Regions from separate parts of the Homo sapiens genome. Here region 1 is linked to region 2. A link is an interaction called in ENCODE POLR2A ChIA-PET data of the cell type or tissue named here. Cell type or tissue: PC-9. All regions are shown on one strand. Each heading gives the region's core, and the rest is flanking DNA. Links, peaks and the distances in the headings are about the cores only.

Region 1 (10,766 bases), core at 1,303-9,302, 62 kb before region 2:
ATATTTGTAGTTGCTCATGACTTTTCCAGAGAATCTTCTTTGCGGGGCCGTGGAGTGTGTAGTGAGCTGTCCCCGTGGCCCATCTGCCAGTGTCTTCCCATGGCCAGGTCTGCACCACTGACCAGCAGAGAAAGTTCTGGCCTCGCTGGCCTTCACAAGGACTTTGGGTTGTACTGTAAGAAAGGCTAGTGTGCCATCATTCGACGTGTCTGGTTGCCGTGTGGAGATTAGTTGCCACCAGCGGGATGGGAGCCGGGAGAGCCAGGAGGATGTTGCAGTGAGACAGGCCGATGACCGGGGCTCCAGCTGGTGAGGCAGCGGAGGTGGCAGAAGTGGTTGATTCTAGACGCGTTCCATAGGGACAGTTGACTCAAGTTCCTGATGGACTGAATGAGGGGGATGTCAAGGAGAGAAGAGGAGTCCCTTACATTTATGTCTGAGTTTGTAACACAGGTTTCTAATTTTGAGAAATCCAGAGTTTAAAAAATTGGGGAAGGGCTGGGCACAGTAGTTCATGCCTGTAATCCTAACACTTTGGAAGGCCAGGGCGGGTGGATCACTTGTGCTCAGGACCTTGAGACCAGCCTAGCCAACATAGTGAAACTCCATCTCTACTAAAAATAAAAAAATTAGCCGGGTGTGGTGGCACGTGACTGTAATCCCAGGGAGGCTGAGGCAGGAGAATCACTTGAACCCAGGAGGTGGAGGTTGCAGCGAGCCAGGATTCCACCACTGCACTCCAGCTTGGGAGACAAAGTGAGACTCTGTCTCAAGGAAAAAGAAAAATTGGGTAAGGATCGGTGTAGAAGGTTGTTAGCGATGTTGTCTCCTGCCCTGTCTGGTCCCAGTTCGTGTGGTAAGGGCTGGGCCTGCTGGCCAAGCCTGTCCTCCCAGGTGACACTGAGGCCGTTTCAGGGCTGGAGTGACCTGCAGCCAGCCATGGGTGGCGAGGCTGAGCGGTTCCAGGCGCAGCTGGAGGTGAAACTGGTGACGGGGGGCAGCCCCGTCGTCTTCACCGGGAACCTCACACGGCAGGTGGGCAGCAAGCTGGCCTTCTCCGCATCGCTGAGCCATCTGCTGAGTGACCAGGCCAACGTGACAGGTAGGAGATGAGACCCCTTCTGTCCCCTCTGCTCTGTGGCCAGGTTAGGGTGTGGTGGCCCAAGTGCCTCCTTATGGTCCTCATCACTGCAGCTTCTCTTAATATCAACATCCCATCCAAGGGCAGATCCAAGCTCCATGTGAGCCCCCAGAACCTCCCCCAACCTCCAACTGCACCCACAAACCTTAAAATAGCAACTTTTGGACTGTTTTTATTCTGACCCACGATAAGAAACACTTGTAACATTTTGACCTAAAATACACTGGGCATTTAAAACACACACAGAGTGAGCAGGTGCTGGCCCTGGTGCTGGAGCTGGGGTAGTGGCGCCTGGGTGTGCCGCTCATGGGTGTTCCGGAAGATTCCAAGGTAAGGACAGGAGCTGGGGCTGGGGGTACTTGGAGCAGTGGCTGTGGACCCCCCGATGTGGGTGTCTGGGAGTCATAACAGCTGGCCCAGTTTCACCTGTGCGTTCTGGCTGACCTTCTGTGTCTCAGAAGCTTCAGAAGGTGAAATTTACCCAACAACCCATGATGGGCTATTCTTTCTTTTCTCTTCTGTCCTGTTCGATTTTGTTTTATTCTACTTTATTTTTGGGCCAGGCACAGTGTCTCACGCCTGAAATCCCAGCACTTCGGGAAGCTAACGCAGGAGGATTACTTGAGCCCAGGAGTTTAAGACCAGCCTGGGCAACATAGTGAGATCCCTGCTTCTACAAAAAATACAAAAATTAGCCAAGTGTGGTGGCACACGTCTGTAGTTCCAGCTACTCGGGAGGCTAAGGTGGGAAGATCGATTGAGCCTGGGAGGTCAAGGCTACAGTGAGCTGTGATCAGGCCTGTCTGTGGCCTGTTGTGCAGGGTGCACATGTTGGCTCTTCAAGGAGCCCCCAACCCCAAGGCCCCTCGGTGATACCTGAGTCCCTTCTTTGCCTGGGGATGGGGGTGCTGGTCCCTGGGGGCTGACCCTCTCATCTGCCTGCTCTCTGTCCCTGCAGCACTGCTGGAGAGGAAGGAGGAGAATGGACGGAGGGTGGCCGCCCTGGGTGCCGAGCTGTTTGTGCCAGGGCTGGTGGGGCTTCGTGCCCTTGGCCTGCTGCAGCAACGGGGCCAGCTCTGGACCAACTCCCTGAGGATCCAGTACAGCCTCCTGGGTAAGGCACTGCGTGCCTGGTTGCGGGGCAGGTGGAGGTGGCAGGGCCTGCCCTGTTTCCTAGGGCTGTGGCTCCGTGAGCTGAGATACGCTGTCACCACGGGGTTTTCCATTAGTCATTCTGTTGGCTCTGAGTAGGACTGAATACCTGCCCATTAAAAAGTGTGTCTGTTGAGGAGACATTCACCCATCTCTTAACACCTCCCCATCGACAGGTTCTAATGGAGTGACAGGTGGAGCAAAGCATGGGGGGTGTGGCTGAGGCCAGGCTGGGCCGGGCCCTCCTTCTCTTGGAGCCCTGGTGGAGGGCTGCCTGGCAGAGGAGGGCAGGGGTCTCTGGGTTGATCCACACAGGTCAGGCAAAGCAGGCGGCACACGAGTGCAGCACCAGCCAGAAGCTGCGGGCAGACAGTGGCTCAGACGGTGCCTACAGGCTGGAGCTGCGCCACGAGCTCCACTGCACACAGATCCTAGCCTTCAGCCACAAGGTGGGTTCCCAGGCCAGGTGCGACATCCGGAGAGAGCACTAGAGTCAGGCAAGTGGTGATCTGAGTACCCTGAACTCATCCCCAAAGAGATGGACTTGCTCACAATCACATAGCCATATGGGAATGGATCCGGGGCTGGAACTTCAGTCTCAGTCTTATGTCTGTTCATCCAGGAACGCTTCAGCCCAGGAGGCGGAGGTTGCAGTGAGCAAAGATGGCGCCACTGTACTCCAGTCTGGGTGGGAGAGTGAGATCTTGTCTCTAAAATAAATAAGTAATAAATTAAAAAAAAATAGTGCTTTCTACAGAACCGTCTCTTCTGAAAACCAGGCTGATATCCCTGGAGTGGGTGGCTATGAGGAGGCCCAGGGACTGGGTGGGCAGGGCCTCCATGGGCAGTTCACCACCCATGTGTGTCCCAGGTCCAGCTCTGGCATGAGGAGGACTCGGGCCACCTGCACTCACAGCTGGAGGTGAGCTACGGGAAGCACTGGGACAAGAACAGCAACAAGAGGCATCTCCGTGTCAGCCAGACCTTCAAGAATGACTCGGGGCCCGCCCTGAGCAATCACTTCATGGAGGTGAGCCTGGCCACTGCGGCAGAGCCGTGCCCCATGAGTCCAGCATGGACGGTAGGAGCTGGGGAACCCCCACATGGCCCTCTGGCCCTGGCTACAAGGATGCAAGCAGCTGAAACTTAGCCTTGGTGACTTTCCCTTTTGCATCTCCAGCCCCATGACCCCATGTCCCCAGGGGTGAGAAACACTTGTCAGAGTGCCAAGGACTGGCAGGAGGGCTTGGGAAACATAGATTTCCACCTGTAAAAATGCATTTTTGAAAGAGCGGTTCGCTTTTAGTCTTTCCCAGAGGGTGGGTTCTTTTGCTGAGTTAGGACTGATGGTGTGCTCAGCAGCTGAACAGGTGGTGGTTCTTACACAGCACACATTTAACCTTGTATGTTTATTTAAAAATTTGTTTAGGGGCCGGGCGCAGTGGCTCATGCCTGTAATCCCAGCACTTTGGGAGGCCGAGGCGGGCGGATCACGAGATCAGGAGATCGAGACCATCCTGGCTAACACGGCGAAACACCGTCTCTACTAAAAATACAAAAAATTAGCTGGGCGCGGGGGCAGGTGCCTGTAGCCCCAGCTACTCGGGAGGCTGAGGCAGGAGAATGGCTTGAACCCCAGAGGCGGAGCTTGCAGTGAGCCGAGATCGCACCACTGCAGTCTGGCCTGGGCGAAACAGCGAGACTCCTTTTCAAAAAAAAAAAAAAAAAAAAAAAAAATTGGTTTAGGATATTTTTTCCCTTTTCACATCCAGTCCTGCAAATGATCTTTTAAATATTAACTTTTAATTTTAATTGTGGCTAAGTATACATCATGTAAAATTTACTGTTTTTTATTTATTTATTTATTTATTTTATTTTTTATTTTTTTGGAGATGGAGTCTCGCTCTGTCGCCCAGGCTGGAGTGCAATGGTATGATCTTGGCTCACTGCAACCTCCGCCTCCTGGGTTCATGCAATTCTCCAGCCTCAGCCTCCTGAGTAGTTGGGATTACAGGTGCCTGCCACCACGTCTGGCTAATTTTTTTGTATTTTTAGTAGAGACGGGATTTCTCCATGTTGGCCAGGCTGGTCTTGAACTCCTGACCTCAGGTGATCCGCTCACCTCAGCCTCCCAAAGTGCTGGGTTACAGGCATGAGCCACCACACCCGGCCATATTTACTATTTTAACCATTTTGGAGTTTGGTGGCATTACATGCATTTACATTCTTGTGCAACCATCACCACTACTTATCTCCAGAACTTGCAAAACTGCAAGTCTATAACCAGGAAATGCTGACTCCCCATTCTCTCCTTCTCCCAGTCCCTGGAAAGCACCATTCTACTTTCTGTTTCGGATTTTTGACTACTCTAGCTAACACAGAGCCGTGGAATCATACCGTTTGTCTTTTTTTTTTTTTTTGAGACAGAGTTTCGCTTTTGTTGCCCACACTGGAGTACAATGGTGCAATCTTGGCTCACTGCAACCTCCGCCTCCCAGGTTCAAGCGATTCTCCTGCCTCAGCCTCCCAAGTAGCTGGGATTACAGTCACCTGCCACCACACACGGCTAATTTTTTTTTTGAGATGGAGTCTCAGCCTGTTGCCCAGGCTGGAGTGCAGTGGCACGACCTTGGCTTACTACAACTTCTGCCTCTGGGTTCAAGCAATTCTCCCTGCCTCAGCCTCCTGAGTACCTGGGATTACAGGCGCCCACGACCACGCCCGGCTAATTTTTGTATTTTTTAGTAGAGATGGGGCTTTGCCATGTTGGCCAGGCTGGTCTTAAACTCCTGACCTCGGGTGATCCGCCTGCCTTGGCCTCCCAAAGTGTTGGGATTACTGGCGTGAGCCACCACGCCCAGCCCTGGCTAATTTTTTGTATTTTTCGTAGAGACAGGGGTTTTACCATGTTGGCCAGGCTGGTCTCGAACTCCTGAACCCAGGTGATCCACCTGCCTCGGCCTCCCATAGTGCTGGGATTACAGGTGTGAGCCACCGTGCCTGTCCTGTCCTTTTTTTGACTGGCTTATTTTACTTAGCATGTCCTCAAGGTTCATCCATATCGTAGCATGTGTCAAATTTCCTTCCTTTTTAAGGCCGAATACTCCATTGTCTGTATAGACAGCATTTTGTTTATCCGTTCATCTGTTGATGGACATGTGGGTTGCTTCCATTTTTTGGCTATTGTGAATAAATGCTGTTATGAACGTGAGTGTGCAAATATCTGATGCTTTCGATTCTTTCTATTGCTTTCAATTCTTTTGTATGTATACCTGGAAGTGTTATTTCTGGGGCGTATGGTAATTCGATCTTTAATTTTTTTTTTTTTTTTTTTGAGATGGAGTCTGGCCCTGTGCCCAGGCTGGAGTGCAGTGGTGCGATCTCGGCTCACTGCAAGCTCTGCCTCCTGAATTCACACCATTCTCCTGCCTCAGCCTCCCAGGTAGCTGGGACTACAGGCGCCCACCACCATGCCCGGCTAATTTTTTGTATTTTTAGTAAAGACGGGGTTTCACCGTGTTAGCTGGGATGGTCTTGATCTCCTGACCTCGTGATCCACCCGCCTCGGCCTCCCAAAGTGCTGGGATTACAGGCGTGAGCCACCGTGCCCGGCCCGATCTTTAATTTTTTGAAAAACTGCCACACTGTTTTCCACAGTAGCTGCACTATTTCACATTCCCACCATCAGCGTATGAGAATTCAGATTTCTCCACATCCTTACCAACGCTCCTTGTTTTTTGTTTTTTTGGACTGCGTTCCACTCCCGTTGCCCGTGTGGAGTGCAGTAGTGCAATCTTGGCTCGCTGCTGCCTCAACTTCCCGGGCACATTCTACGCCAGGGGTGGCATGATCCCATTGGCATCTTGGGGGGGTGGGCATTCTCCAGTTTGTGCTGCAGGTGCCTGAGAGGCAGGTGGATTGCCGCGTGCAGCTTTACCACTTGAGCCTCCGCCTGCCCTATGTGGAGAGCAGCAGTCACCTGAAGGTGCAGTACAATGGGCGGCCGCTGTTTGTGGCAGGCGGGCAGTGGAAGGACACATCTCGGGCCACCCTGTGGAAGTGGGAAGGTGAGTGTTGGCTGTGGGGCCTCCTTGGCTAGCAGCTCAGGTTTCTGATCTCCAGGCCTTTGCTCAAGCTATGCCTCCTTCCTGGAACACCTTTTCCTTTTGTTGGCTAGGCTAACTCAAGACTCAAACTGGGCCAGGCACAGTGGCTCACGCCTGTAATCCCAGCACTGTGGGAGGCCAAGGCGGGAGGACTTCTCGAGGCCAGGAGTCTGAGATCAGCCTGGGCACCATAGTAGGAACCTGTCTTAATTTTAAAAACAAACAAACGAAAACCTTATCTTTAATGAGTGCCGTGATGCTTATAATTACATCGTAACTTCTTACCTTTGCCAGTCAAGTGTCAGGCCCTTCCTCCTTCTCCAGCCTTGTCCCACCCCACTCTCCCCCTTGCTCGTTATCCTGCAGGCTCAGAGGCCTCTTTTTGTTCCCCAGACACACTCCAGGGCCTTTGCATTTGCAGATCTTTGTGTCTCGAAAACACTGTCTGTCACTTTTAAAAAATGAATCCACCGGCTGGGAATGGTGGCTCACGCCTGTAATCCTAGTACTTTAGGAGGCTGGGTGTGGGGGCGGATTACTTGAGGTCAGGAGTTCAAGATCAGCCTGGCCAACATGGTGAAACCCCATCTCTGCTAAAAATACAAAAATTAGCCATGTGTGGTGGCAGGCACCTGTAATGCCAGCTACTCGGGAGGCTGAGGCAGGAGGATCGCTTGAACCCAGGAGGCGGAGGTTTCGGTGAGCAGAGATCACACCACTGCACTCCAGCCTGGGCAACAAGAGTGAAACTCCACCTCAGGAAAAAAAAAAAAAAATTTTATCCACGAATTTTTTTTTCCATTTTTTCAGTTTTTATTTTTATCGAAGCGATACCTTGTTTAAAAGTGAATTCGGCTGTGAGTTGCTCATTGTCGAAGCTGGGTCCCATGGGGGCTCATTGTATTATGCTCTCTGCTCTTGTGTAGACCTGAACTACGTTTTCTAAAAGTTGATTAAAGTTTATAAAGTTTAATCTAAAAGATTAAAGTTTATAAAAGTTGATTAAAGTTTATACATCCTCTTTGTCACATCTGCCTATGTTGTTTGTTTGTTTCTCTTTTTCTTTTTTTTTTTTTTTCTTTTTTGAGACGGAGTCTTACTCTGTCACCCAGGCTGGAGTGCAGTGGCACGATCTCGGCTCACTGCAACCTCTGCATCCAAGACTCAAGCTCTTCTCGTGCCTCAGCCTCCCAAGTAGCTGGAATTACAGGTGTGTGCCACCACACCTGGCAAATTTTTCTATTTTTAGTAGAGACGGGGTTTCACTCTGTTGGCCAGGCTGGTCTTGAACTCCTGAGCTCAAGTGATCCACCTTCTTTGGCCTCCCAAAGTGCTGGTATTACAGGTGTGAGCCACTGTGCCTGGCCCCTACCCCAAGTCTTGCTTAAAACAGTAAGCACGCTAAATTCTTTTAGCCATTTTTTCTGTTTATATTCTCCATATTTAAAAATAATATAATCATGCTGTTATTTCTTGATTTTTCAGCTTTAGGCCTTCTCCATAGGTTTCTTACTAGAGAAGATAAGAATTTAACTCTTAGATTGGTGCCCCTTTCAAATACATATTCTCTTCCATTTTCTTAAAAGAGTTACCTTTTGTTAACATCTGATGCTTACCCAATTATAACTATAAATGTCTTACATAGCTGAGATATATGGTGTCCTATCATGGTGACCTATTGTTTTTTTCTGGAGTTTTGTAATTGCCTTTATTTTTCTATTTGATTAGTTTTCTATAATTTTTGTCTACTAATTACAGAATTTTCAGCAGCATTGCAAAACTTTTTTCCAGGTGGTCAGACACATCAGATTGTTCATTGACTTCAATTAGTTTTGTTATTTTTCTTGGGGACCCTCTTCCTGGAGCCTGAGTCCTGCTCCAAAGACGACCAGTTGCACAGCTGTGGTTCTGCAGCCTCCCTTTTCCATCAACCTGGGAATTCCTTTTACTTCTCCTCTGGGTCACAATCCCTTTTTCTTAAACCTGTGTCATATCTCTTGGTTTATTCCTTTGTTCTGATGGAGTACATCTTTCAGTAGCTTCCAAAGAAAGCATACATTGGAGGTGTATTCATTTCCAAGGGTTCTGTAACTAATTACTGAATTGGGCAGCTTAAAGCAACAGAAATTTGTTCTTTCACAGTTCTGAAGGCTGTAAGTTTGAGTCAAGGAGCCACCAGGGCCATGTTCTCTCTAAGGCTCTGGGGACAACCCTCCCTTGCCTTTTCCAAGCATTTGGTGATGGATGTTGAAGCTTGGTGTTCCTTGGCTTACAGCCGCATCCTCTCTAATCTCTGCCTCTTTTGTCATGTGGCATTCTCCCTGTGTGTGTGTGTCTGTGTCCAGATTTTTCTTTTCTAATAGAGACATCAGTTCTATTGGGTTAAGGGCATGTCCTATTCTCGTATGACCTCATCTTGACTTAATGATATCTGCAATGACCCCATTTTCAGTTAAGGTCGCATTGGGAGGGATTGGGGATTAAGACTTCAATTAATCTTTTGGGGGAACACAAGTTAACCCATCACAGAATACAAACATTTTGAGACCCTAAATGTTGAAAATGTCTTCATTCTACTGGGACAGTTTGAGTGGAGAATTTTAGGTTGGAAATAATTTTCTCTTGGGATTTTGAAGGCATTGCTCCATTGTTTTGAATTAATTGGGAGATCTGATGCTTCTTCTGATTTATCATCTTTTGTATGTGACCCTTTTCTCACTGTCTTAGAAGCTTTTAGGAGCTCGTCTTAGTCCTGTTGGTGGTAAATCTCATTATGAGGTACCTTGGTATGGATCTATGTTCTTCCATTGTACTGGGTCCTTAGCATAGGGTGTTTCAATTTGGAAACATGTCATTTTGGTCTGTGTAATTTTCTCTTACAGTTTCTTTGATAATTTCCTTTCTTTGTTCTGAAATTCCTATTGGTTAGATGTTGGTCCTCAGAAAACTGAGCTTCTAATGTTTTCTCTGTTTCTCTTTTCAAACTCGTTTTTCTTTTTTTCTTTTTCTTTTTTTTGGAGAATGGGGTCTCAGTATGTTGCCCAGGCAGGTCTCAAACTCCTGGGCTCAAGTGATCGTCCTGCCTCTGCTTGCCAAAGTGCTGGGATTAGAGGTGTGGGCCACCGCACCTGGCCTCCTTGTTTCTCTTTTGTTCTATTTCTTTGTCCTTTGGTTCTGTTCAAGAGCCGATTTCCTCGACTTCATATGCTAGCCCTTCTACTAGCATTTTTATTTTGGATTATCTTATATTTTCAAGAGCTCTTTTTTGTTGTTGTTGTTCCTTTCTTACAGCGTCCTGTTCCATGAATGCAATTGTCTTCTCTTAGAGTATAAGTTACAGAATTTCAGGGAGTTTTATCTGTTGCCTCGGAGTTTCCTTTTTCTTTTTATTTCTGTATTTCCTGTTGGAGGCTTTCCCCCAAATGCTAAGCCAGCCTTGGATATGTGCTTATGCTTGAGTCGGCTGCTCAAAATATTGGTTACCCTGTTTTCAAACAGGGTAATTATGTTTTCAGTGTACTCAGAAGCTGCCTGAGGACTTAATTAAAACCAGCAGTTTAGCAAAGTTAGGGATCTGATATTCTGGAGCACAGATTTAAAAAAATCTATTCTCCTTAAAATCCTTTTATGAAACTTCGAGTAAGAGACCCGCTGAAACAGAGAGGAGAGAACACATTTCCACACTTGGCCACCTCTTGACTCTCCTGGATCCCATTAGGGGAGAGTGAGTGCTAGTTCTCTGCCAACCCAGGATTAGGCCCTAAGGCTGCCGTAAAAAGGATCCCAGGAGAAAACTCAGGAATAAAAGTGGAGAAAGTGAGACATCTGACTAAAATGACTAGAAGCCCTCAGGAAGTAAAAAAGGAAAAAGAAACCAAGAACCAGAAAACTCATCGGACCAGTTAATTCACCTTTGGAGTAACTGGAGATCCAGAGCTTCCTAAAAGATTAGAAATCTTCTGAAATTGAAGAGTTGAGGAAGAAGAATCAGGAATGGCCTAAAGCAGTTGCCCAGTGTCTCACACAGAAGGGCATGGAGAAGAACTGGCAGGAATGTCCCCAGATGGTGACAAGTTTGCAGGACTTTTACTGAATGACCCATGAGGCCACCCAGAGGCCCAGGAGCCAGCCCTGGCCCTGTCCTCATGGAAAGACTCTACACAGGATTTTGGGATACAAATGGAAGGACAACATGTTTTCAGGTCCTGCCTGGGCAGATGCAGTTGTCCTTCCAGCTCCGGAGTTCCAAACCCAGGCCTGTGCCATCCCCATTCACTTTGAGGGGCCGCTGTGGGCTCCCTGACCCATGAGCTGTGTGCAGGATCCTCGGGTACCCAGAGGGGCGCCCTTGATCATGAACCCCGCGT
Region 2 (10,766 bases), core at 1,946-9,945:
CCGGGGCCACAGAGCTAAGGGAAGACAGTGGAGGAGGAGCGCGACCTCCAGTCCCATCTCTGTCCTGTGTTCGCTCCATCTGCTCCTCTCTAAGCCTGGATTTCCTCCTCTGTGAAATGGACTGAGCTCTCCGAGGGCCTTGCACAGGGATGGGGTTTTGTGCTGAAAGCCACCTGCCCTTTTGCAGCCTTGACCTCGATGGAGAAGGTGGTCTGTGCGGGTGGGAAAGAGGTGCAGTCTGTCTGGGCAAGGCCACTGGCTGAGTCTGTCTCCCTCCCTAGGTGCTGGTCTCCTCCTCCCTGTGGCTGGGGAAGAGTGAGCTGGCCGCCCGCCTGGCCCTGGCTCACCCATTCAACCTCCCTTGGCGGCAAGCCGAGGCCAGTGGCCTTGCTGAGAGCAGGGGTGGCAGGCAGAGCCGGCAGGTGAGTGAGGATGTCCCAGGCGCCCTTGGCCGGGGCTGGAGGTGGGAGCCGCGTGACTGAGCCTGTGGGGCTGGGCACCTCTGGTAGGAGAAGGAGAGTGTGTTCATCAGTGACAAAGACTTCTCCGGAATCACAGCTTCCTGAAGCCTGGGGATCTCTGGGATCCTTCATTCAATCATTCCTTTATCAATACCTCATTGAGCACCTACTGTATACCAGGCGGTGTTTGAAGATAGCTCACATTTTAATGTGGGAAACAGGTACAGGCGTCTCTGATTGATCATTTATAGTTGCTTGTTTAGTGGTAGCTTTGGGGACTGAGTGAGGCAGCTGGGCTCCCTGTCTGGCTGGGGGGCCTCGGGTGTGTCCTATCGCCTCTCTGAGACTCAGGTTTTCCCATCTATGAAAGGGAGGACAACAGGCCAGCTGTGTGCAGGCAAAAGACGCTCTCCAGAATTCAAGCCAAGGAATGAATTAAAAAATCAGAAGGTGTGATATGATAAGCACTGTAAAGTAGTAAAGAGGGGCCGGACGTGGTGGCTCATGCCTGTAATCCCAGCACTGAGGGAGGCCGAGGCCAGTGGATCACTTGAGGCCAAGAATTTGAGACCAGCCTGGCCAACATGGCGAAATCCTGTCTCTACTAAAAATATAAAAATTAGCTGGGTGTGGTGGTGTGTGCCTGCAATCCCAACTGCTTGGGAGGCTGAGGCGGGAGGATCGTTTGAGCCCTGGAGGTGGAGGTTGCAGTGAGCCAAGATCACGCCACTGCACTCCAGCCTGGTAACAGAGTGAGACAGTCTCAGAAGAAAAAAAGAAAAAAAAAAGATGTGAGACTGAGCGTGACTGGGTGGGTGGGTGGGGCAGCAACTGTAAGGTGGGTGGTCAGTGAGAGCCTCATGGGGGAGGCGGCCCCGGGATGGGAAGGAGCCGGGCTTGAGAGAAGCTGGAGGAGCAGCACTGCAGGCAACAGGAAAAGCCCGTGCAAAGGCCCTGTGGTGGGAATGAGCCGGGTGCTTTGGGGAGGGCTGGAAGGGAAATAAGATGGGAACAGAGTGACTGGGAGGGATGGGTGACAGGGAGATGAGGTCAGATGGGCAGGGACAGATCATGCTGGCCCTGGAGGCCCCAGTGAGGAGCACGGTTGCTTTCTGTCTTTGGAAATGCTGAGTCTGGGTGTTGGGGATGAGGCTTTTTTTTTTTTTCATTTAAATGCTTTCAGTCTCCAGCCTGGGAATGGCTCTGAGCTCTTCCAGAGATGGGGGTAGGCAGGGCAGTCTCTCCACCCTCCATCCTAGTTCCTCTAGGGATATCTGGGGGAGGGGCACCAGCTTCTCCATCCTCCCTAGCCTCTCATTTCCCAACAGAGATGGCTGTGGGGACACCGTTAACCTCTCCTCTCCCCTACATGTCCCCCTTTCCCCACCACTGCCCTCCCATCCCAATGCAGGTGCAGCTCACCTGGAACAGAGGACAACCTGCGACGCTGCAGCTCACCTGGGCTGACGGGTCCTTAGCACACAGCACCGCCTGGGACGGCTGCCTGGCCGCCTCCCCGGGGCAGGTATGTGGGGCCTGACCGCTGCACCGAGTGAGGGGGTCCCCCTCGCTCCAGGCTTCTCAGCTGGCCCCCCAGGTCATGTACCCTATTCTCTTCCCTATCAGCTCCAGGAAACCTGGGGCCTGAACAGCCTCCAGGCCTGCGGGGCCTTCACGCAGACCCCAGCTGTGTTCGTTGAACAGCTCAACGTGTCCTGGGGCCAGCACCGCATGCGGCAGAACTTGACCTACGAGGTGAGGTCAGGGGAGCAGCGTCTGGGCAGGGAACCCCCAGGCGGCTCCACCTGCCACAGGAGCGTCCAGCTCTGGGGCCACGTGGTCCTGGGTTCCAGTGCTTGCGGGATCCTGGGCAACTTACTTCTCTGCTGTGAGCCTTAGTGTTCTCATCTGTGAAATGGTTCCCTTCCTAACTGGGATGTGGTGAGGGCTCTGGAAGACAAGAAAAGCAAGGGGAACGGCCCGAGATGCTGGGAACAGATGGGGAAGAAGGTGGGATGCTAGGGGGCTTCTCGGGAGGGGGCGGAGGGAGATCGGGAGCTCCGGTTCCCCGAGGCATCAGGTCTGGTCTCCTCCAGCATCATTACCTGATAGGGCTCCTCATGGGGCCGAGCACTGTTCTGCAGAGCTTGGGGCAGGAACCAGGCCATGGAGAAATGGGGAGAGCTGGCCCTGGAAGCCCCTTCCTCCTCTGGACCTCCCGCCTGGGTTCCTGGGGCTCTTAGGCATGGCCCCCTAAGTGCTCACAGCAGAAATCCTGCCACGAGCGGGGCATGGCGAATCACACCTGTAATCCCAGCACTTTGGAAGGCTGAGGTGGGGGGATCACCTGATCGCCTGGCCAACATGGCGAAACCCCATCTCTACTAAAGAATTAAAAAAAAAACTGGGCGTGGTGGCATGCACCTGTAATCCTAGCTATTTGGGAGGCTGAGGTGGGAGAATCGCTTGAACCTGGGAGGTAGAGGTTGCAGTGAGTCTAGATCATGCCACTGTACTCCAGCCTGGGCTATAGAGCAAGAGTGTCTCAAAAAAAAAAAAATCCTGCCGCAGAGTGTAAGGGGGTGCTGTGGCTGATGAGAGCTCTGACGGCACATTCCTGGCACATGCTCTTGCCTAGGTGAGGGTCTCCAACTGCAGCTGGCCATGGGCATTCTCTTAGGTGATGAGCCCCTGACCCATAGGCCCTCTCATTCCAGAGGCATTGGCCATCTCAGCCAGACAAGATCATCATGGAGGCCACGCTGGAGCACGTCCTCGGGGCCTCTTGTACCCGTCAGAGCTTCTGGGGAGAAGTACAGACTGACTATGCACGCTGGCTGCGGCACTCCCTCCACCTGGGGCTCTGTGACCTGCCCAGGGTGAGTCTGCCCTGCAGAAGGGGGCAGCTGGAGGACCAGGGACCCATGGTGAGGGGGCAGCAGTGAGGGTGGTGCCCGCAGAATGCAGGGGTGTGAGCGAGGCAGCCAGACGCCACCATCGTGGCTCTGCCATTTGCCTGCTGGGTGACTGGGCAGTGCACATCTCCTCTCTGAGCCTCTGGTGTTTCATCTGAGGAAGGAGCAGCAGGTTCCAGGACGTAGAGTGATGGTGAGACTTAAGAGAGACATGATGCGGGAATGCTCAGCCTTGGTGCCGGGCACATGAGTTAGAGCTGCTGTAGTCATCATTACCCCAGAGGAGAGGTGTTAGGACTCCTTTTCCTCAACCCCTTTCCCCTCCTGGGGTTGGTAGCTGGTTGATTGGTTCTTCCATCCACCAACCCATCCATCCATTCCTTTACGCATCCTTCCATCCTCCTTCCTATCTTCCATCCATCCCCGTATATCTGCCCTCCCATGTACCCTCTCTCTCCATCCATTCATCCTCCAACCGTTCCTCCCTTGCATCCATTCATCCGTCCGTCCATCCCTCCCTCCCTCCCTCCCTCCCTCCATCCCTCCCTCCCTCCATCCCTCCCTCCCTCCATCCCAAGGACTCATACTCTTCTGTAAAGAGACAGATAGCATATATTTTAGGCTTTATGAACCATCCAGTCTCTGTTCCAACAACCAACTTTACCACTGTCTTGTGAAAGCAGCTATAGACAATATGTAAATGAATCCTTACGGCTGTATTCCAGTAAAAGTATTTACAAGCCGGGTGCGGTGGCTCACGCCTGTAATCCCACCACTTTGGGAGGCCGATGCAGGCAGATCACGAGGTCAGGAGATCGAGACCATCCTGGCTAACATGGTGAAACCTCTTCTCTACTAAAAATAGAAAAAATGAGCTGGGCACGGTGGCACGTGCCTGTAGTCCTAGCTACTCAGGAGGCTGAGGTAGGAGAATCGCTTGAACCTGGGAGGCGGAGGTTGCAGTGAGCTGAGATCGTGCCATTGTACTCCAGCCTGGCGACAGAGCATAACTCTGTCTCAAAATAAAAAGCATTTACAAGAGTGGGCAGTGAGCCAGATTCGGCCCCAAACCATAGTTTCCCACCCCTTATCTTTTCCTCTGTTCATTCAGAAAACATTTGTGTGTTTCACCTATGCCAGGCTGTGTTCTAGGTGCAGGGAGTGGATGTGAAAGACACAGCCTAGGTGCCGGCCTCCTGGGTGGCGCATTCCAGTGGGGCCAGGACGATACAACAAACTAGAGATGCATGGTCTATGGTCAGGGTGTAGTAAACGTTGTGCAGGAATGAAGCAGAGAGGGGCCAGGGTGTTGCAAAAAGGGGCCTCACTGGTGAGTGTGAGCCCTGCAGAGGGAAGGGGCCTAAGGCACAACTCTGCCTTGAGGAACACGGGGCAGCACTTACGGAGGGAGCAAGGGAAGTGAGGTTGGGACAACAAAGCAGGCCACGGGCCATGCCAGAGCCCAGCTTCTTAGGGGACGGCATCTGATTTGCGTTTCTTAGAGGTCAGCTGTGAGCTGCGACAGGTGTGGAGGCTGGGAGGTGGCAGCTGCTGCTGCATTCTCGGTGCAGGGGACTGGGGAGAGAGGAAGCTGCCACCCCTGTGCCTGCCTGACACCTAGACTCTCTCGTCCCAGGCCCTCTTGGTCGTCGGGGAGCACACCCTGGGCCAGGGTGGACTCCTGCTGCGTTCCCGCTGCCACCTGGGCCTTGCACCAGACCCAGACCACGGCCTGCATCTCAGCCTGACCCTCCAAAACCACAGCAGGCCTCGTTCAGCTGACTTCTCCGGGGCACTGGAGGTCAGTGGCCAGGATGGGGCTGACAGTCCCTGGGAAAGATATCCCGGCATCCCTGCGGTTCCTCCCTGGCCAGCAGGCCCCCAACTGCCTGGGCGGCCCCGCCATCTAGTGGCTATCTGAGGAACTGCAAACCAGCATTCTGGATGGGGCCAGAGCTTCATTCTGGGTCGGGGGAACGCCTGCTGAACCCCAGGCCTGGCCCTGGCGCCAAGACAAGGCAGCTCCTCCACAGTCCCAACACCCGGCCCTTCCTATAACAGAGAGGCAGTGGCTGGGCTGCCCAAGTTTGAATCCCAGCCTAGCTGCCTCCTGGTACCTGAGTTTCCTCCCCTGTAAAATGGGTATAATTGTACTGGCCCTATCTCCCATGGGGTTAATATTGCAAGGGTTAAATATAGTCGTAGGCATAGATCGCTTAGAGCAGTGCCTGAGAGAAAACAGCCACTACGTAAGTATTTGCTATTAGCCATTACTGGTACCATCTCCTCCCCCTCCTTACTCCCAGCAGCCCTGGGAAGTAGGAAGGGGCAGAGTTGGCCTCCAATACCTACTCTGCCCTGACCTGGCCAGGTGATCCCAGGAAGGAACCTCTCTGAGCATGTGTTTCCTCATCTGTAGGAGGGGATCAGATATTTCACAGGGTGGTTTTTGGGAGTCTGGATACCGGTTCCCGCTGCCTGCGTAGCCAAGGCACGTGACGTAGCAGGTGCTCTCTCGGCGTTTCCATCCACCTCCTCTGTCTCCCTGGCCAGGTGAACTTGGCCTCGTGACTTTCGTTTGCTGAGCCTCAGTCTTCCCCTCTGTCAAATGGGAACAAATACCATCTCCCTTGCAGAATGGTTAGGAGCAAACACATTTGTACAACATCTGCATGTAGCAGGTGCTTGTGAGAGGGGAGTTCCCTCCCTTCCCGGCATCCGAGCTGAATGAGGATGGCATTTCTGGGTTGAGAGTTCAGCAGCCGTGGCCATTTCAAAGGAGTTTCTCCTTCCAAGGTTCTTGTTCTCCGGGACTGACTGTCACTTCCCCGTTTCCAGCCAGGCCCCTGCCTGCCCCCGGCTCTGTAAGCCCCGTGCCTGATGGAACTGGAGCCCTGGGAGTGAACCCATGGCGGATGCTCGGCAAGAGGCTGGTCCTCTTGCTTCCCTATCCCCGATTTATTTGGGACAGCTATTCTCACTTGGTCCATTCTGGGGTCTGTGGAGTGGTCAGAAGGCTTTCCCAGCCTTGTTTCTTGCTCACCCCAACCCAGTGGCCCCAGGACAGATGAGGGACAGATTCAGGGAGGTCAGGCATTCACCCAGGCTACACAGAGGCAGGCATGGCCCTTGCTCTTCAGTGACACCCAGCGGGGCTGAGCTCAGATGCTGGGAGCCATCCAGGGCCAACTCCGTGTGGTCTGCAGACCGTCCCCTGCCCCCACCTGCCTGGCAAGATCACATTGTGCTTGGTTAAATTCCACAGGAGTCCTGGGCTGTAGCCCTATTACCAACTTGGATCTCCTCAGAGATCGACATGCTTCTGCATGTTTAGTAAGCACCCTGCATTCGATTCCTAGGACTACTGTATTAAATTGCCACCAACTGGAAGGCTTAATGCAACAGACAGGTATGGTGTCACAGTTCTAGAGGCCAGAAGTCCAAAAGCAAGTTGTCAGCAGGGCCACACTCCCTCTCAAAGTCCTAGGGAAGATCCTTCTGTAGCACCTCCAGCTTCTGGTGGTTGCCAGGACCCACGGCTGTGGTGGCATCACACCAGTCTCTGCCTCTGTCCCACGTGGTGGCCTTCTGCCTTCTGGGTGGCATCTTCACATGGTCTTCTCACAGGGACAGCATTCATTGGGTGTGTGGCCTACCTTCATCCACTATGGCCTCAACTTGATTACTTTTGCAAAAAACCTATTTCCGAATAACACCACGTTCACAGGTATAGAAGGTTAGGGCTTCAACCTATCTGAGGAACAAAATTCAACCCTTAACAGACATACGTGCACGCGCACACACACTCTTAAGTCCTGTTAAGTTTTGTGAACCATTGTTCTGTATCATTTTACAGATCTTGGAGCTGAGGCCCAGAGAGGGTGACACCCTTACTGAAGGGTGCACAGCTTGTTAGCTGCAGTGTCTGGACTAGAATACAGGGTAGCTGAGGCTCCCTCCCCTGCAGGGCCTCCTCCGGGCTTGTGTTCTCTTGGGGGCCTCTGAGCCTCTTTCCCACCCCATTCTAGACTCGCCTGTCCTGGTCCCTGCCGTGCCCCCAAGGCTGGGCACCTGCAGGGACTTAGGTAAGCTGCCCAGTGCCTGGGGTGTTATGCCAGGTGTGCCCGTGTCTCCTTGCTTAGACCTTTGCAGTGGTTCCCATGCAAACTCGGAAAGCCTGGGCTGTAGCAGAAACACCAGGGCACTGGGGATGTTAGAAATGCCAGGGCCCGGGGCCCCCAACACCAATTAAATCAGAGTGTCTGGGTGGGGCCTGGGCAGCAGCCATCTCTAAGCCACCCTGTGGGCGGCTGCTGCTGGGTTGGGCTCCTAGATGGGTATTTTTAAAAATTAAAAAAAGTATTTGTCATGAGACTGGCTAAGTTTTGTATTTTTGGTAGAGACAGGGTTTTTGCCATGTGGTCCAGGCTAGTCTGAAACTCCTGGGCTCAAGCGATCCACCCGTCTTGGCCTCCTGAAGTGCTGGGATTATAGGAGTGAGCCCTTGATCCTGGCCCGGAGTATTTTCAAAAGTGCTTTCTGTAATGGGGCACTGGCAGCCTTAGACAGGGATATGGCGTGGGGAACCTGGTGCCCTGGAGATCGGGCGTGGGCATTGTGCCTTCCCTTGGTTCCCTACAGGTCCAACAGCAGCCTCCCCAGCCAGCCTCTTCCTGAGCCTGGGGCGGGCAGGGGAGAGACCAGGGACAGGTGGGCCAGGCTCCACTCAGGCCTCTGCCTTCCCCCTCCCAGCTTCGTGGCTCCAAGGCTCAGCGGGTTGGCCTACTGGGCCGTGTCTCCACCTCGACTTCTCAAAGCCTGGTCCGGTTGGAGGGAAGCGTGGACAACAGAGAGGAGAAAGTGAGGCTGTCTGTGTTCCGGGCCCCAAGCTGTCTGCAGGCCTCTGTGGCCCATGAGGAGGGTGAGTGGCAGCTGGGTCCCAGCTCAGCTAGCTGGGCCACGGCCCCTGTTGGCTCAAGAAAGGACGGGGGTCTGGGCGTTAAGATTTCAGAAGTCGGGGCTGGGTGCAGGGGCTCATACCTGTAATCCTAGCACTTTGGGAGGCCGAGATGGGTGAATTGCTTGAGCTCAGGAGTTCAGGACCAGCCTGGGCAACATAGTGAGACCCCGTCTCTACTTAAAAAAAAGGGGGGGGGGTGGCCAGGCGTGGTGGCTCACACCTGTAATCCCAGCACTTTGGGAGGCCGAGGTGGGTGGATCACAAGGTCAGGAGATCGAGACCATCCTGGCTAACACGGTGAAACCCCATCTCTACTAAAAATAGAAAAAAGTAGCCGGGCACAGTAGCGGGTGCCTGTAGTTCCCAGCTACTCAGGAGGCTGAGGCAGGAGAATGGCGTGAACCCGGGAAGCGGAGCTTGCAGTGAGCCGAGATCGTGTCACCACACACCAGCCTAGGCGACAGAGCGAGACTCTGTCTCAAAAAGTAAAACAAAAACAAAAACGAAAAAACCTGGTGGGGTAGGGGGTGATGTGTTCCTGTGGTCTCAGCTGCTGGGAGTGAGCTGTGATCCAGCCACTGTACTCCTGCCTTGGTGTCTCAAAAAAAAACCTCAGGAAACCCCCTGAAGCCTTATGGCATCCCTAACTGACTGCCGTGTCGGGGGAGGGGACAGAAGAGGGGGCTTCAGGTGGCTCAGGTGGTTGCTCTAGGTGGTGCAGCTCAAGGTTCTCAAATCCTAGGGCCTTGAGGCTTGGCCTGGGGCAGTGGGGAGCTACGGAAAGCGGTGGAGGGGGAGTGGGCAGCCAGAGACATGGTGGGGGCACCAGCAGGTCCCTTTCTGGCTCCAGGGGGCAGAGAGGAGAGTGTGGTGCTGCGGGCATGTGCCCATGGGCGGACAGCCGAGGCGGAGGTCCTGTTCCGGGATGGCAGGCAGCCCTCCCAGCCGCTGGGACGCCTGACCCTGCAGGCTGCCAACCAGAGTCTCCTGCTGGCCGCGCGCGGCTGCCAGGGGGGCCTGCTGGGCCATGTGGAGGTGAGAGGGCCTGGGCTGGGACACAGGGAAGGGGTTACCGTTCTCCCACTGGGCAGAGGCCCCCGTGCCAGGAGCCCCGAGCCCTTGGGGTCCAGCTGTGCCCAGAAACCAGGGCAGACAACCCCATTGTGAGGCCCACACCTGCTGCTGGCACCGAGAACCTTGTGTCTACTTCATTCCTGCGAGGCCCCAGCCTCTTCCTCTGTCCTCACAGTCCAGGATTGCAGCAGTTGGCTCCCAGGTGCAAGCCCGGCTGGAAGAGAAGGTTCAAGGCTTGGGTGCCTCTGTGAGAAGGTTCCAGCAATTGGTGGGTATCACAGCAGGGGAGGGTGGGGGCTCAGGTTGGAGAGGTCCCCCTCTGACCTGGCTTGTAGCCCCCACTCACCAGGCAGGAGGGTCTGGGGCTCTCTCTGCCCTGGACCTCACCCTGATTCTGCCTCGGTTTCCCTGTCCAGGTGCAGCCGGCAGGCACCCTGGACGGCGTGGCAGGCCTCCTTCTGCAGCTGTCCCAGGCGGGGCGGGAGGCCATGCAGGCGAGTGGTTGGGCAGTAGCCACTTTGTGGGCCCGGAGCCAGGCACTGACCCAGCACCTGCCTCTTTACCTGGAGTGGCTGCAGGTGGGGCTGGAGCAGCTGCGGGAGGAGCTGGAATGTAAGTGTGGGAGGGGGAGGGCTCAATCCTGTGCGGAAATCAATGTCCCCCCTCTCCACCGGGGCCCTAAGCGCTCACATTGGCCTGTGGCACTGTTTCAATCAGAAATGTGGCCTCGCTTCCCATGGGCCTGTAGCCCAGCTGTGTTTAGCCCCCTGCCTTATTTGTTATAGATCTACAGCCTTTGTTTTTTCTGGGTCTGCTGTGTCATTTTTACAGAGTCTCCAAGCTCATCTCCCTTATGCCTGCTGCCTAGGTTTTTTCAGTCTCCCGCCTGCTTTCTTTTGAGTATACAGCCTTGTTTCTGTGAAGCTCACTGCCACAGCATCTCTTTCTGGTTCCACGATGAGCTCAATGTGGCCAGGTGGTCATTAAAGGCTCACACCTGCTGCCCCAACCAGCCTCGTGGCAGGACTGGGAACCTCTGGCCTCTCCGCCATCCAGGGCTAATGCCCAGCACAGCACAGAGCCCCCAAGGCCCTGCCCAGCGCCAGGGTGGGCATCCCTCTGACTGGCTGTTGAATGTTACCTCCCGATCCTCCCTGCTGTGCCAGAGTGTTCCTGTGACCACCCCCAGGGCAGTGAATCAGGAGGAATGCGCCAGGACTCCGCCCAGCGCTATTCACAGCTGTGATTTATTATAGTGAGGGGATGCAGGAGTGTCAGCACAGGGAAGGGGGCTGGGGCGGAGTCTAGGGAGAACCAGGGCCAGTGCCCAGGGTACTCTCCCAGTCCCAGCGCTTT

The links. Peaks named below come from ENCODE experiments on the same cell type or tissue, not always from the same donor. Only the 100,000 strongest peaks of a DNase experiment are listed, where the experiment ranks them.
Region 1: POLR2A ChIA-PET joins it to region 2 with 5 read pairs; 3 of 35 experiments call an interaction of 5 or more read pairs at or near these places.

The regions. Positions count from the first base shown.
Region 1 is chr16:11,452,453-11,463,218 of GRCh38, reverse strand. It overlaps LOC400499 (putative uncharacterized protein LOC400499), which reads left to right. Exons shown (of 67, transcript NM_001370704.1): 24 at 916-1,102; 25 at 2,100-2,255; 26 at 2,609-2,742; 27 at 3,165-3,323; 28 at 6,180-6,360. Among named protein-coding and RNA genes, the nearest start is that of RMI2, 110 kb to the right of the region's middle. RefSeq lists enhancers at 4,571-4,710, 5,703-6,220, 6,221-6,740. In PC-9, for the core only: no CTCF peak of the experiment used is centred there; a DNase peak (open chromatin) is centred at 4,548.
Region 2 is chr16:11,390,922-11,401,687 of GRCh38, reverse strand. It overlaps LOC400499 (putative uncharacterized protein LOC400499), which reads left to right. Exons shown (of 67, transcript NM_001370704.1): 50 at 282-422; 51 at 1,873-1,986; 52 at 2,088-2,216; 53 at 3,179-3,340; 54 at 5,013-5,177; 55 at 8,129-8,297; 56 at 9,187-9,371; 57 at 9,586-9,678; 58 at 9,827-10,022. It also overlaps a transcript of LOC105371082 not described here. Among named protein-coding and RNA genes, the nearest start is that of RMI2, 51 kb to the right of the region's middle. In PC-9, for the core only: CTCF peaks have their summits at 5,099 and 5,302 (motif pointing left); no DNase peak of the experiment used is centred there.